2 separate regions of the Homo sapiens genome follow, and region 1 is linked to region 2. Evidence: read pairs that join two places in POLR2A ChIA-PET (ENCODE). Cell type or tissue: PC-3. All regions are shown on one strand. Each heading gives the region's core, and the rest is flanking DNA. Links, peaks and the distances in the headings are about the cores only. Region 1 has its middle 13 kb from the start of TSPAN15. Region 2 overlaps COL13A1 (collagen type XIII alpha 1 chain).

Region 1 (5,332 bases), core at 333-5,332, 430 kb before region 2:
AGTGCAGCTCTCAGGAGACCTAAAGTGGGTAACTCCTTTCTGCAGGCAGGTTGTCCCGATGAGTGCAGCTCTCAGCAGAGAGGAGACCTGGAGTGGGTAGTTCCTATCCATAGGCAGGTTGTCCCGATGTCTCTGTGAGTCTGGTTGAGTCCAGGGTTTTTACAGGCTTCAGAAGGGAGGAAGTGTGTGCTGATTGTTTCATGGGAGGCCATGGGTGGGCCCGGAAAAAACACCATTAAGTTCTCGCTCTGGGCTGTCGACTCTACCCAGAACTGACAGCCTGGCCCTGTGCTTTAGGCCGTCCATGGCTTGAATGTGGGGCTTCACCAGGGACCTGCCCCTTTCCACCCAGGAGTCTATCTGCCTCCTGCCACCATCTACATGTCATCCATGGCACCCAGGCTGTTCCAGCCGAGGCCTGGCAGGCCAGCAGGCCCAGGCTGAGCCACACTCAGCCCCACCTCAGCCTCCCTCCCAGGCTTGTTTGTGCCCAGAGTCCGGAAGGGGCTGAGGCGGCAGGGGGCTGGCATATCAGCACCATCCAAGCATGCGCACACCTAGCCGGGTCACGAGAGTACCCGGGCTTGGCCACAACTTTGCTCCGTAATTGGAGCAGGCACTGGGAGCAGGAAGACGCCAGGCAGTGGGAGCAGGCACTTCAGAGCCTGCAGGGCAGGGGGCTTCCCGGGCCTCTGAGAGTGCAGGGATGCTTGGGTCTGCAGCTGTAGCTGGGCAGCTGCAGCTGTGCCTGGGAGGGCAGGGCTCCCACCCCGCCAACTCGGAAGGAGGTGGGGCTCCCATCTGTTTTTGGCTCCCACCAGCTCTGTGGAGCACGTAGCCCTGGCTGAGCTATGGAGACGGAGTCTTTCTCTCTGTAGGCCAGGCTGGAGTGCAGTGGTACAATCTCAGCTCACTGCAACCTCCACCTCTCAGGTTCAAGCGATTCTCATGCCTCTGCCTCCTGAGTAGCTGGGATTACAGGCGCATGCCACCACACCTGGCTAATTTTTGTATTTTTAGTAGAGACAGGGTTTCATCATGTTGGTCAGGCTGGTCTTGAACTCCTGACCTCATGATCTGCCTGCCATGGCCTCCCAAAGTGCTGCAGGTTATAGGCGTGAGCCACTGTACCTGGTCGCATTTTATATTTTTTAAAATGCGAAAATCTTATTGGAAGCTTATGTCCCATTGGCCAGAACTGTGTCATCCAGCAAGGGGAGCTGATAACGAGTACATTTTACTTTTCCAGTCTCCATAGTGGAGTCAGAGAAGGGAATGGATGGAAATGGGGCTGAGTAGGCAGCCAACAGCAGCTGCTACATTTCTTCATCTTGGATTTCGCCTCCACGTCTCTTCTCTTTCCTTTCAGATTCCCACTTCTTTGTGTTTTTGCTCTATACTGCAAGATGTCTCTCTCCCAATATCTTCCAGACCACTGATTCAATTCCCAGCATTTACTGTCTTCTAATGAATTGCTATATTTGAAAGTCATGTATGTTAGTTTGCAAGAATCTTTTTGAGTGTGCTGTGATCACATCTTGAGAGTTCCCATACCCTTTTCCCTCCTTTTTCTTTGAGGTTCTTTTCTGCCTTTCCTACTAGTTCACCTGGGGCTTCCTCCTCCGTGTTACCGAGTCTTCTTAAACAGGTGCGATTTTTCTTTACTTGCTCATGTTTTTTTCCTCTTGGTTCCCATAGGGACAAGGCTGTTGATATTTCTAGAGTAGGGCAAAACCAGTAAGTGCTGGAAGATCATTTACTTTGTTTTCTCCTGGGCCCATGGCGAGGGAAGGGTCTGGCAAACTGTCACTTCTTCACTCTCTCCATCTCACTTGTCCTCAGAGTCTCACAGCCAGCTAGGATCCATCAGTCAGCAAGTGCCGTTTCCCCTGCTCCACAGACGTCAGGTGGGTAGGGCAGGCCCCCAAGGACCACGCACAGCCTGCAGCAGAAGCAGCCCTTCCCCGAGAAGAGTTCTGCTGGTGGGGTCATCTCCAGGCACCAGAAATTCCGTGCCAACTGATGCCTTCTCTCTGCTGGCCTTTCAGCTCTCGCTCAGGAGACAGAAGCCCCAAACCTGTTCTTGTCCTTGGAGAGGTAGGGGCTCTCCTGGTCTTCAGGTGCACCTCAGGGCTTCCTGATTATGTTACCCAAAGAGTGAGTGAACTGACAGGGTAAGGGAGGTGAGGAACACTGGCATTTAACGCTTCATCATGGGACTTTCAGGATCACTGGAGCCATATTTATAAAGGTTTGACTGTTGCTTAATGCCTCCATATTTGCTGTACAAACAGATGTTGTAAATCCAAGTGCATCTTTCCTGTTTCCCAAAACAGGCCTAGCAAGGCTTCTCTGGAGGCATTCTGTCAGTAGTTTGATTGAATTAGATGAGTGGGTTGTGAATAGAGTTCAGACAAAAGGATGGTATAGGAAATAAAAGAATGCATCACATGGTAAGGGCGAGTTTGTTTCAGGCTCAGTTGCGTGATTCATATGCACATTGTGCTATAGTATATCATACATTTCCAGGTAATGTTAAAAACATATGAGCAATGCTAAGTTAGAGGACGTTCTGGGGGCAGTTGACGTGGTTTCCCGAGAGAGTGAAATTGGAGGGAGTTTAGATCCTTTACTAAAAGAAGTCTATGACCCCTCTAGCTCCAGCTGACTTTAATTACAAGGTACCCTCACAGCAGTTACACTGCACTATAACTAACCACTAAATAGTAGGTGAAACTGTGCACCCACAGTGAATTTTTCAGCAGCCCCCAGCAGTGGTCTTTACCCAGCCCCCTTACTTCTATCCCCCAGGAATTCAAGGCTGACTTGGTTTCTCTGCAGTCGTTGTGAAATGCTCAGGGCCGTTTGCTCTGGCAGAGTGAGAAACTTTGGGCAAAAAATCTGAGACTGTCTCCTCCTGGGTAAACCTGGGAGAATCCTTCCTGTCTTTTTCTCCACACAGAGTGATTATGATGACCCATGAGAAAGAAAAACAACGGTTTAGTCGACACATGTTGTAACAGAAGATTATATTTTGTTAATGAAGCGCCATCTGTTTTTTTCTGAACAAGGCTGAGAGGGATTTGGGTGTGTAAGATAGAAAGTAGGTGCTGCCGCTGAGCTGAGCTCAGTAGACAGGAACGAGGAAGTTAAAATGCCCTGAGGGAAAATATAGGAAGTAGGAGAAAGCCAGAAAGTCTGGGAGCAGAGAACTGACGCCTCCAGGAGACCCAACAAGATTGTCATCAAATGGTGACTGAATTTCAGGGGAAGCCTGGGGAAGGACAGAATTCTGCTGAATTCTGCAGAAGTCTTCAGCTGTCAGAAGTCTGAGGTGTGACTGCCAGAGAGTCAGCCCTCATGGCTGAGGGGACAGCTGGCTTCCATGTTTAATGAGCATCTACCTGTGTCCAGCACCCCTAGGCACCCAGACACTGGGGTGGCATCTGGAAGTAAGACGGTTCTTTCCACCCACAGTGCTGACAATCCAGCAAGGAAGGGGGCACTCTCCGAGTAAATCTGCACTTGGAAAGTGCTCTAATATATGAGGTGGAGGTGCTTTGTCAACTGCAAACTGTGAAATCCACCTTTAAGGGCTGCTGGCGTCCCATAGCAACCAGCACATGGCCAGACGCTGTGGTTCCTTTACTGCTGCTCATGAACCAGCAGATCCATGTGTGTTTTTGAATGTAAAAGCCTTCCAGCCCTTCTTTTGCCCACCTTCCTCTATAGCCACAGGCTCAAATCCAGACCCCATTTCAGTGTCCCCTAGTACTCTATCCTTGGTACCCTCAGACTGCCCTGGGAGCACAGCTAACTTCCCTGAGGCTCCCCTCCCCCAGCAGCACCCAACCTTTCCCAGAGCAGCTGCCCTGCCCTCCTGAATGACAGATGGAGCTGCTCGGGGCATGATGCCCGGGCACCGGGGCATCCAACCTCTTCCAGTGTGAGTCAGGCAGGCCTGGTCCAACATCCCATCAGCCAGTGCTCCCCAGCTGCTTCCCCGGAATGCCTGGCTGAACCCCAACAAGGCCAGCCCCTGCAGGCAGATGGCTCTGAGACTCTTCCTCTGTCAAAGCTCTGCAAGATGTCCCGGTGCAGTGGCTCATGCCTGTAATCTCAGCACTTTGGGAGTCCAAGGCAGGTGGATCACCTGAGGTCAGGAGTTTGAGACCAGCCTGGCCAACATGGCAAAACCCCGTCTCTACTAAAAATACAAAAGTTAGCCAGGTGTAGTGGTGGGTGCCTGTAATCCCAGCTACTTGGAAGGCTGAAGCAGGAGGATTGCTTGAGCCTGGGAGGCGGAGTTTGTGGTGAGGTGAGATTGCACCACTACTGCACTGCAGCCTGGGTGACGGACAAGAGACTCTGTCCACATCCCCCCCCGCCCACAAAAAAAAAAAAAAAAAAGCCCTGCAAGATCAGCCTGGAGTCTCCTCATCTGGAAGGGCCCCTCTCCTGTGGAGATAAGAGGTGTGAATGGCATTTTCTCAGCCTGCCAGCCACCTGGCATTGGCTACTTACAAGAATCTCTCAACTGGAAAACGTGCAAAGGATAAAAACAGGAAATTTTCAGAACTGTATATCCTCAACCTCACTAATCATCATAGACATGAAAATTAAACAGGATATTTTTCACTTAGAAAACATTTTATTGTGCAATACAGCCCATAAATAGAAGAGGACACAAACTTAAATATATAGCCGTGAGCAATACACCACCCTTTTAGCTTGAGTTTCTCTATCCACTCATGTGGATGTTGGACACAATTATGTCTAAAGATCCTCCCAGCTCTGGGACCTCTTGAATCATCACTACTGTCAGTCTTGGTTTACTGCTAATTCCCTCAATGACCTGGGGAAATAGTCTAACCTGTTTTCTCATTTGTAATTGGGCATACAAACAGCTACACACCCTGCCTCACAGCACTGATTTAGGTGGGTCCAAAAAGATTAAAAGCTTTTTTTTAGGTATAATAAACTATCAAGCAATCCAAAAAATTTTGACAGAGAAAGCCAGCCAGAAGACAGATACCTTACAACGGCGGATGCCAAGTACAGGGCCAGCCCTGCACTGTCAGGAAGGGAAGTGGCCCTGGGGGTCTCTGAGGCTTTCCCTCTGAGGGTGAGGGAAGATTTTGCCTCTACTCTCTGAGGGTTTCATACACACACACACACACACACACACACACACACACACACACACCCGAAAAATGAACAAGTCCCAAAAGATGCGCAGTTGCACCTGGGGTCCAGGCTGGGAAACTAGTCATATGGGAGAAGAATGACTGCATTTTTTTTTTTTTTTTTTTTTTTTTTAGACAGAGTCTTC
Region 2 (5,369 bases), core at 182-5,181:
GGGGTTTCTCATCCTTAGCACGATTCACACGTGGACTAGATGAGTCTCTGTGGCAGGAGGCTCTGTGCATTGTCTTTTCAGCAGCATCCCTGGCCCGTACCCACTACAGACCAGTAGAAACTTCCCAGTCGTGAAATCAAAATGTCTCCAGACATTGTCAACTATCCTCTGGGGAGCCAAATTCCCCCGAGCTGAGAACCCCTGCTCCAGCAGGCAGAGTGTAACCAATATCATTAGTCACCCAAGGTCTGAGGGGAGCCCGTGATGCACAGCACCTGTCCTGGCAGAGATGGGTGGGTCGGGCATGTGGCAGAGCTGGTGGCAGGTGGTCAGCTGCAGGCACCAGGAGGCATGGGTGGGGGCTAGGACCCCAGCTTCTAGGAGCCCAGCGGTCAAGCAGGGTCAGAAGATGGTTCAGATGACACTGAACTTGGGAGCACCCTGCCACTCTTGATGCCCCCTGTCCAGGACCAGGACTGGATCCAGCGACTGGGTGGCACCAAGTCCAGGGTCGAGGGGGAGGGGACTTACCTGACCACTTTAGAAGGGGCTGAGGGCCCAGCCGCCCCTTCCACCCCTGAGAACTTCATGACCTCCAGCCAGGAGAACACAGGCTTTGCAGCAAGAGAGACCAAATTCAAATCCAGGCCCTACCATATGGAAATAAAAGTTAAACAATCAACTTAAGCCAGGCATGGTGACTCATGTGTATAATCCCAGCACTTTGGGAGCCCGAGGCAGGCAGATAGCTTGAGCTCAGGAGTTTGAGACCAGCCTGGGCAACATAGTGAAACTCCATCCTTACAAAAAATACAGAAATTAGCCAGGTGTGGTGTGTGGTCTCAGCTACTCGGGAGGCTGAGGTGGGAAGATTGCCTGAGCCCAGGGAGGCTGAGGCTGTAGTGAGCCGTGATTGCACCACTGTACTCCAGCCTGGGCAACGGAGTGAGATACTATCTCAAAAAATAATAATAAATTAAATTAAATTAAATTAAAATTTTTTAACCTTAAGAATCAGATGCCATCATCTAAGAGCAAGGTGACCACCTTAGGCAGGTTGCTTAACCTCTAAGCCTCAGGTTCCAAGTCTATGGAAGGGGTGATAATGCCAACTTCACAAGGTTGTTATAAAGACAAAGTGCGGTGTTATAGTTACCATGCTTAGCACTGTGTCTATGTCTGCCGCATAATGAGCACTCAGTAAATGTCGATTGAATGAATGAAGGAATGAAAAAATGAATCCTCCTACAGCAAACCTTTCTCCCTTAAACCCTCATGTTTGTTTTAGTTCTCATCACTGGAATTTCTCCAGCTTTCTAACATAGGAAACTGTTGGCTTCTCAGCGGGAGGAAATGAGTTATTCATCTCTGTATCATCAGAGCTTTGCATCAGGCCTGGTAGATAATAAATGCTTAAAAAAATGAAGTTTTCCTTCCTCAGAGGACAATGAGTATACTTTATTCATCTTTAGAGAGCCACAGCCCAGCACAGTGACTCACACAGTAGGCATTGTTAAGTGTTTGTTGAATGAACGAACATACAAAAAGTGGTTGAAAAAGGGCACGACCCAGAATGCTACCCCAGAATTCTTCATGGGGGTCCATCCCTATGTGTCCATTTTGGGGAAGCATGGCCGCCTTGCTCGGAAGAGGTGGGTCAAACCCCGGCGGAGAACGGTAGTGGCCTCAGCAGGAAGCTGAGGCAGTGCGTGACAGACATCAGCAGGGAGGTCTCAGGCAGAATGTCCCCACCCTGGATGGCTGTTGTGACCCTCTCCTGACAGCCCTGCTTGCGGGCTGCTTAGCCCACCTGAGGGGGCTGGGACAATCTTCATAGTTCTCCCTGCTGCAAGAAACAGGTTCCTCCTGAGGAAGCAGCAGGTGCATGGGCGGAGTCCAGGTGTCTTCCTCCTCTCTCAAAATGTGGTAGTACGGGCAGTACCTCAGCAGGATCAGCATGAGATATGGTGTGCTCTGTTAGGAAGACCCCAGGATGGGGAGTCAGGAGACTGAATGCCGGTCTCACCGCCATCACCTGCCCACAACATGGCCCTGGATGGTCATGAATCTCCCTGGGCCTCTCTCTCTCCATCTGTACTGTGGGGACTTGGTAATGCCTTGGAGTGACTCCATCCTTTGGTGCCTGGCCAGGGTAATGGGCACAGCCAAGTGGCCCACATGGGAGAGCAACTAGTGACATCAAGGCACTGCTAGATTTTGCAAAGCCATCAGCTCCCCAGCATCTTAGAGCTGCCAGGCATTGAACACAGCATCAGGGGAAGCATCTGCTTGGAAACCCAGGGCTGTCCCAATGCAGGCCTGTTTGATGAAAATTGGCAGGGGCAGGACGGGAGTTGGGTTTTCCAAGGCACCTGAAGATTTTCCAGTGGGTCTCATGAAGACCATCCCTAACAGGGGAAAAAAGGTGTGTGAGAGAGAAAGTCTTCTTTTATAGCACCTGTATAGCTCTTCCCCTTCTATGGCACAGCATTAGCTCACAAAGAGGATTTTCCTGTTTCTGAAATCCCTGTAGGGGACAGGTATGGGTAGTGGCAGCCTGGCTGAGCTTGGAAGAGCCAAATTCCCTTGCATAAGACAAAGGTGCCTGTAAAAGACAGATGAGAGGGTTGAGTCTAGAGAAGGGGGCTGGAGGCTGACCATAACAGGCATCCCAGGGGCAGGTCTGGAGAGGACTTGGTCTGCAGGCAATTGCAGGGTGGGGGGTAGGTTGCTTTCTGAATGAGAGACAGAGAGAGAGGCACTGTAGAGAAGGGTCCAGAGCTCTACCATTTACTAGCTGCATGGCCCTGGGGAGTCGCTCAACCTTCCCATGCCTCAGTTTCTTCATCCGCAAGGCGGGAATGATAGAACCTATTGCATAATGGAAAACCCCTCGAATTGTGCCTGGCACCTAATAAGGACCATAGAGGTGTATGCAGTGACAATGGTGGTGGCAGTGGTGGTGATGTAAAAACCCTCAAAATCTTCAGTAGAATTTATATCCTCCAGGGGTGCACCCAGCAAACTGCTCCTCCTGCTACCCAGCTGAGCCTTGAGTCTTGTGCCAGCTACCTGGCTGCATCTGGTGACACCTATGCAGCCGAGAGTGCTAACAACAGGCCGGGCTGCCCTCAGAGCTCCAGTCTGTGTCACTGGGGACATCTCAGAGCTCTAGCCTGTGTCACTGGGGGCATCACCAGAGCCTGCCACAGTGGGAGCCAGGGCCCCGTCAGGCCTGGCAGGCGCAAGGCATCTGCCCTCCATGTGGCTGAAGCATCCCAAAATTGCCACAGGCTGAATTTTGTCACCAGCCTGCTTCTCATGCAGAGGACATCTCCCCCAGCCAGGAGGCACAGATTTCCCAGCTAAGCTGGCCCCTCTGGCAGGCTGCGCTCAGGGGATATTTTCAGATTCTGGGTGACATTCCTCTGCCACTCAGCCTAATGGCTCCCAGATGCTCCCCCTGCTCTGTGCTCCCTCCCGCTTGTTCTGGGCCCTGCATGCAAGGCCCGGGCCTGGGGCTTGCTCACCCAGGCTCTACACCTCTTGACTTTTTCTGTTGCTTTTAATCTAAAACACTGTGTTCCTCCTTAACGTGATGGCTTGACAGAGGCCAGCATGAAAGAGGCTGTTTCCTCCTGGATGGTGACCAGGGCAGAGAAGCCGACAGATAAAGGAGGAGAGAAGGAAGCCGGCTCTGGGAATGGGAGGAGCACGGGGAAACATAGGAGCCTTTATTGGCCGAGCATAAAAGAAGCAACAGGAGTCGCAGCTGAGTTAACGTGGCCAGGGCACTAGGGGCCGGGCAGACACACCAGGCCCAGCTGGGAATCACCGGGAGGGTGGGGTTTCGTGGCTCATGTTCCGCAGAAGCGCCTTTCCTTCCCTATCTTTCTGGGACTGCTTTTCTAAACCTTCCCTCCCGCTCCCCACCCCTATTCCTTTTTTCTCCCTCTCGGAACACTTGAATTTGTCATTCTTGGCTGTTGCCAGTAATGAGATAGGGCTGCTGCTGCGGCCGTGGGAGGGAGGTGGGGAGTGGACACCAGAAAGAGAAAGGAACAGAGAGAGGCATGGAGGAGGGTGGGGCCGGAGCCCGAGAGGGGGCTTTGAGAAAGAGGCTGTGGGTGGCAGACCCTGGAGGGGTGAAGTGCCTAACTCACTGCTAAACAGAAACCAGGACGGGCCAATGGGCCTCAGGCAGGGTGCACAGTGGCCATCCACGCCCGCCCCTGCCTGCCTGCTGGCCCTCCCTGACGTGCACAGTGAGGACACGGGCATGCTAACGGTCCTCATCTCTACGGGATCTGTTATTTCCGCCTTTCTCAGTGTGCCTCGCTGCCCACTGTCCCGTGTTCTGCAAAGCAGCCTTGTACACAAGTTCAGGCAGGTCCCGTAGAGCCCGTTTTGTGGGGTGGGAAACTGAGGCAGAAGGGCCACCGGCAGGTCCCCAGCAGGGCTGAGCCTGGGGCCTAGACCTCTGGATTTCTCATCCAATTATGAAAATATGGAGATGAAATAAAGGGGGAAGAGATTATATTGGTGAAAGTAGGCCAGGAAAAGACAAACTTCGAAGACCAGATGGAAACCCCTCCGCTGATGAATCCTTGGACACTGCTTCCAAGGCGGCCTCCCCACCGCCCCCTACAGCAATGACACTGACCCAGGCATTTTCTCTCTCTCTTTCAGGACCTCCTGTAAGTACTCAAGCCGAGGGTCTCGTGCATCTGAAAGGCCTGTGTCACCTGCTGGTAACGGGGTTCTGGGTGGGGGCACTGAAAGCTGGGCCCCTGCTGTCTTGTTGGGGGCCTATGCAGGCTCCTGAGGGGTCCCTCCAGAATGCCTCTTGTGGGGAGGAGGCTACCATTTTGCTTTTCACCCACTTCTGCACCCCTCCAGGGCAAGACAATGGCTGCCCCCAGGGCAAAGCAGGCCCCAAATTTCAATATGAAAGAGTGGCTTTCCCTCTAATTAGCTCAGTTCCTTTGTCCCCAAAGAAGCTATTGGAGTCAAAAAAAAAAAAAAAAAAAAGCACCAGGTATTAGAAGAAAAGAAATCATCTCTCCTCAGTTCTGCCCCTTGAAAGGTCCCAGAAAACAGGTCATCGAGCTGGCTGCAAGCATGGTCTGCTCCAGGGGACTCACATCCACACCCCTGAGTGGGGCAGCTCCATTCTGGCCACTTTGGGCAGGTGGTGGTGGTGGCGGCGGCAATGGTTATGTAAGAGAGAGCGGTGTCAGCCGGTTAGACTGGGAGACAGCACATAAATTATAGGCATCATGCCGCACTCCTTCCTGGCCTTGCTAGGAAGCCCAGGGTGGGGCAGGGAGTGGAGCCACTTCCAGAGAACCTGAGAAGAGCCCAAGGAG

The links. Peaks named below come from ENCODE experiments on the same cell type or tissue, not always from the same donor. Only the 100,000 strongest peaks of a DNase experiment are listed, where the experiment ranks them.
Region 1: POLR2A ChIA-PET joins it to region 2 with 14 read pairs; 2 of 35 experiments call an interaction of 5 or more read pairs at or near these places.

What each region holds. Positions count from the first base shown.
Region 1 is chr10:69,435,595-69,440,926 of GRCh38, forward strand. No RefSeq gene overlaps it. Among named protein-coding and RNA genes, the nearest start is that of TSPAN15, 13 kb to the right of the region's middle. In PC-3, for the core only: a CTCF peak has its summit at 2,964; DNase peaks (open chromatin) are centred at 3,147, 3,917, 4,347, 4,787 and 2 weaker places; H3K4me3 peaks cover 2,644 bases; H3K27ac peaks cover 3,803 bases.
Region 2 is chr10:69,863,109-69,868,477 of GRCh38, forward strand. COL13A1 (collagen type XIII alpha 1 chain) reads left to right here. Exons shown (of 41, transcript NM_001368882.1): 3 at 4,690-4,697. Among named protein-coding and RNA genes, the nearest start is that of COL13A1, 64 kb to the left of the region's middle. RefSeq lists enhancers at 3,749-4,732, 4,733-5,369. In PC-3, for the core only: no CTCF peak of the experiment used is centred there; DNase peaks (open chromatin) are centred at 703, 1,463, 1,823 and 2,533; H3K4me3 peaks cover 882 bases; H3K27ac peaks cover 5,000 bases.